Linked DNA regions of Mus musculus: region 2 is linked to region 1. A link is a loop called in an ENCODE intact Hi-C map of the cell type or tissue named here. Cell type or tissue: heart. All regions are shown on one strand.

What was found. Hi-C counts contacts between places; a loop is a spot of excess contacts. Peaks named below come from ENCODE experiments on the same cell type or tissue, not always from the same donor. Only the 100,000 strongest peaks of a DNase experiment are listed, where the experiment ranks them.
Region 2: it touches region 1 in a loop (13-fold over the local background); 15 of 42 quality-filtered maps call a loop at or near these places.

What each region holds. Positions count from the first base shown.
Region 1 is chr9:100,445,421-100,447,920 of GRCm38, reverse strand. No RefSeq gene overlaps it. Among named protein-coding and RNA genes, the nearest start is that of Gm28166, 3.3 kb to the left of the region's middle. In heart, a CTCF peak has its summit at 1,311 (motif pointing right); a DNase peak (open chromatin) is centred at 1,470; H3K4me3 peaks cover 798 bases; H3K27ac peaks cover 438 bases; H3K27me3 peaks cover 1,061 bases.
Region 2 is chr9:99,845,574-99,848,073 of GRCm38, reverse strand. It overlaps the pseudogene Gm518. Among named protein-coding and RNA genes, the nearest start is that of Sox14, 29 kb to the left of the region's middle. In heart, a CTCF peak has its summit at 1,077 (motif pointing left); no DNase peak of the experiment used is centred here.

The DNA of each region.
Region 1 (2,500 bases):
AAGTCTCCTCGGCAGCAGACTCCAAACTGAGAGGAGTGACAGCCTCGGCTTGGCTCCCCTCTCTCTTCCTCCCCTCCCCACCTCTTCCCACTTCTCACAGGAAACCACATTCTTTGTACTAAGAATGAATAAAGAGCGGGGGAGACAGCTCTATCAGCACGCACGAGGGTCTGCGTTTGATCCCTAGAACCCATGTGCACACATGGAATCCCCATGTTGGGGAGGTGGAGACAAGTAGAGGCCTGGCAGCCTCGTCTGCTTGGTGAATTCCATGCCAGCCAGGGACTCTGTCTCAATAAAAGGGTGGATAACTCCTGAGGAATGACACAAAAGTGCATGTACTCTAACACATGCGTGTGCGCACCCACCAGGCAAGCTGGTGGAGGACGGAGTCACGAAATAGCAAAAGCTCTCTTTTGTGGACTTGAATCTTGTTGCATGGAATGTGTTATGTTAGGTATATACATTTATTTATACAGCATGCCAGGATCTGCTATCCTAAATATTGCTGCAATGACATTCCCTCTGTCTCTGTCTTTCTCTCTTCTCTTCTCTTCTCTTCTCTTCTCTTCTCTTCTCTTCTCTTCTCTTCTCTTCTCTTCTCTTCTCTTCTCTTCTCTCCCTTCTCCTCCCCCTTTCCTCCCTCCCCATCTTTCTTTGTTTCTTTTTCTCTCTTTCTTCTTCTTCTGTAGCTCAGGCTAACTTTGAAATGGTGTTCCTGGCACCTCAGCTTCTCCAAGTGCTGGGATTACAGCTGTGCACCACCATGTCTGGCCTGCATTGTCTCTCTCTCTCTCTCTCTCTCTCTCTCTCTCTCTCTCTCTCTCTCTCTCTCTCTCTCTCTTAAAATTTGATATGGGGTCTTTATTTATAGTCCAGGCTTGCCTGACACTCATGACAGTCCTCCTGCTTCAGCCTTCCAAGGCTGGGATTACAGATGTGTGTCTCTATGCTTGGCTTGCAAAGGCCTTTACACAGTCATGTATGTGTGGAATGAGAGCATGTGTGTTGTCTCATTGGGTCTCATTTGCCTCTCCAGTCTGTCCCTCTGTTTTCTTTTCTTTGTGACCCAGCTTTTTTTTCCTGACATGGATGGCTAGGACTTCAATTCTCCTTCGATATCTCCTTCCCTTTTCCAAGTTAAAATATTTAACCATGATGTTATGGTTCATAGATCCTCAAAGAAATAGTGAAAGCAAAATTTTTTTCTTCCCTCTGTCCTCCTTTTGAATATTTGTAAATTACCTGTATTAGCAATATTTGGCTTTTTCCAAAGCAGCTTTGGAGGGTGCGCCAGAGCCAGCTGTCATTCCAGCGGTTGCCACTAGGTGTCAATAGAGGCCGTGGTAGTCGGTTCAGGACCATCGGTTGATTTGGTTGGGTCCCTGCGGATTTTCTGAGTCCTCTCCTGTAAAATAACAAATGTCCGTGGTGCAGAGCACTTTCCTCAGGAAGTACTCTAGGGAGCCCGGGAGTTTGCATACGAAGGCGAGGAGCACGAGGCTCCTACTAATGATATTCCATGCCGACCGCAGTCGCTCCTAGGCAGGGCCTGGCTCTCCTAGCTTTGATGTATGAGATTATTACTGAGTAGTATGGTGGCCAAGCGATGCTCTGTGGGCAGGCTGAGGACGCGAGTCCTGCGTGGGCTGCAGAAATGTCGCTGCAGAGCACGGACCCGGTGGAGGAACCGAATGTACAGCCTGGACCCGGGCAGGACTGGAGGGCGGACACTCTCAGTGTGTGCTCAGCGCCACCTTCCTGGACGCCAACGCCAACGCCAACGCCAACGCGGGTGAATGTTGGCTGCGCCCTCCAGGGGTTGCAATGGGGGTTGTCACTGCAACTTATAAACAGACTCCAGGCATCTTTCATCTTCTTAAAAAAAGTTCTGGCCAAATTCCTCCACTCTCCACTCAGGGCTGCAATGCTTTGCTTCTAAAATTTTCCTCTTACATTAGGATGGCATCACCAGCTTGGGTCTGTCCGTAGCTATTTTCTCCTAATTAAAACATTCCCTCCTGGAGGGAATGAGAAGCAAAAGACTTAGAAAGCTGGCCAAATTTACAAGAGTGAGGGAGCCCAGAAAATAAGATCCACAAGGTCCCAGCTCAAGGTTGTAAGTTTCAGTAAACAGTTGCCAGGAGAACCAGAGAGCTTCCTTGAGGCTGTCTGTAAGCTGTGCAGAGAACTAGCGTGGTTGCAGCCTTTGTGAGCTGCTGCCCATACTCGGTGGGCTTTCCCATAATGTAGCTGCTTTGGAGTTCTACCTGCCCTTCTAAGAGACTCCTCCCTGTGCTCCTGCGAGGAACCCTGATAAACTCTCTGGTCCACCAAGTTGGACTTCACTCGAATCATTATTTTGGTTTTCCATCTGTTTCTGGGGTGAATAGACATTTATATTATGGTTCCTCAGGAAAAACTCACACGATGCAATGTGTGTACGTGTGTGCGTGTGTGTGTGGGGGGGGTAGAGAGAGACAGAGAGACAGAGAAACAG
Region 2 (2,500 bases), 600 kb after region 1:
GTCTATTTTAGAGTCCTTTACATTTTGTTTTCTGTTTTGTTTTTCTTAAAGGGGGGAGTATTCTAATTGGTGATGTCAACAATAAATGCTGTTATCTTTCATTTGTTTAGTCTAATTTACATAATTTTTAAAAGAACTTCTTTGGTGTTTTCTCTTGGCTTTCTGATCCCAGGCTGGATTTAAGGATGTGCACTGTCATGTCACCTAGCTAAGCAGCCCTGTCAAAGCATGATAAGGTGCTTCTGCTATTCCCTGGTAACACACCATTCTTAATCAAAGGGATTGGGATCCTAAGAGAAAATCAGGGCTCCCACTGTGGGAAATACAACCAATGTGGTCTGTCGTATTTGGAACTGCTGGAAACTACCTGAACGTATCAGGTGTAGGAACACTGGAGGGGTAGGGAGATTCAATAGAACCAAGAATTATCAAGTTCTAAAATAAAGAAAATGTGTGTGCGCGCACACACACAGAGAGAGAGAGAGAGAGAACAAGCAAAGAAAATATCTAGTGGTGTTATAAGTGATTATAACCTCTAAAAGCACACAAAAGCTTATTGCAACTTAATGAAAGAAGAGAGATCTGTTAAGGGGTGTGTGTGTGCGCATGTGTTATTATTATTATTATTAATTACTATTATTATTATTGTCATCATCATCATCTAATCATTAAGTCTTTTAACTGAGAAAGCATGCCCTGAGTGTACATGAGTTCTGAAACTTTCTTTTTGTAAAAAAAAATTTTTGATCTCAGTATAATTTCTTAGTAAATGATAAGACAAGCCATTAAAAAAATTAATTAAAAATCAAAGGGGCTCAAAAAGTTTCCTTCTTTAGATGTGACCAGCCCCTAAATGTATCCAATTTTAGTGTCTCTACAAACCCAGTTCTTGACATCAGAACTAGATTTCTACTTCCCAAGGTTCTGAATTGCTTTAGCAGCCCTCCTCATTCTGGGACTTGGCTGTCTTTGGGTTTTATCAGTATTTAAAATGTTCCCTAAGCTCAGACTCTGCCCCAAGCTGCCCAGGGAAGAGCAAGGCTCCCTTAGCATCCCGGGGAAACACTGCCACCTAGCGGTCATATTGAATGCTGTTAATTCCTCACCAAGTGAAGTTGCACAAGGAGATTTTGTCTCTTCTGCTCAGTGGATAGGGTCCCCAAGATCCTGGAGACGCCAAGAAGGACTGAAGTAAACAATTTATAGCGCCTCCTGATCACATCTCTGAGCTCTTAAATAAACTAAGACTTACTGAGAGTTGGAAATTTGACTTAGTAAGATTAATACAATGGACTAAATAAGGCTACTAGTAGAACAGAAATGTTGCAATAACGTATGGTGTGAGAAATCTTTATGACTTGATACACCTTGGTAAAAATGGCTCACAGGAAAGGTGAGCACCCTGCATGACATTGTGGCCCCTTAAAATAATAATATCAGCTTTTACTATGAAAACCAACATCCTTTTTTTGAACATTGTGGAAATAGATGTCTCCCATTGAAAGCTGGATTTCGAGTTGGTGATAAAAGATGCAGGGTTTAACAATGTAAGACAACTGGAATGTATTTGTGGGGAAATGTTTGAATTGATACACAGATTCTGGAGGGAGTAAAATTGCTTTTCTTATGATAAAAGTATCTTTTACAAACAGCTTGCAAACGTTCTCTTTGATGATCCTTGTTGTAAGGACTAGAATTCTGTCCCTGTCGCTCGGGAAAAGGAAGTATGCAGGTCTGAAGTTTGTCCCTAAGAAGGCCATGTGGTCAACCAAGACACATGGCCCTGACCAGGATGTCATCGTTAGAAAACAACCTCAAATGTTGTGTTCTGGGTTCAAATTCTCCTCTAGTACAATTCTATTTTCAGATATAAACAATTTTTTTTTTTAGTAAAAACTTGGAAAAAAATCCAGACAGTCCACACCTCCCTCTCCCCTCCAAAAAAAAAAAACTTATAATTTCTGTATAACTAGGTATCAGACATTAGTTCTGTAATGGTATTTCAATTCTGCTCCACTGCAGAGATGTACATTCAACAAGACAAGTAAGAGTGTGGTGTCATCTCCGAGGGAAAGAAGTAGCTACTGGCTTCATGTGGAAGACATAAACCAAGGGAAAAACATAACAGGGCTTAAGAGAAATAGGGACTTCACTGGATCTTCCTCAATGCCCCTGCTACATTGTATTTATCAAAGCCAAACATTGCATTTGCAAGCCAGAATTGACCTAAAAAATATCTGTAAAAATTAGTCATCTTTTTGTTTTTCTGTTTCGTTCTGTTTGAGATAAGGTTTCTCTGTGTAGTCCTGCCTGTCCTGGAACTCACTTTTTTAGTCCAGGTTGGCCTCTGCCTCCTGAGTACTGAGAGTAAAGGCGAGCACCACCACCACCTAGCAAAGATGAGTCTTAATAAAGTATATCCCAGGGAATACTAAGTATTTAACATTCTCCAATAGAACTAAATTTCTAGTTTATATATGTGTTTACCACCCTGTAACAC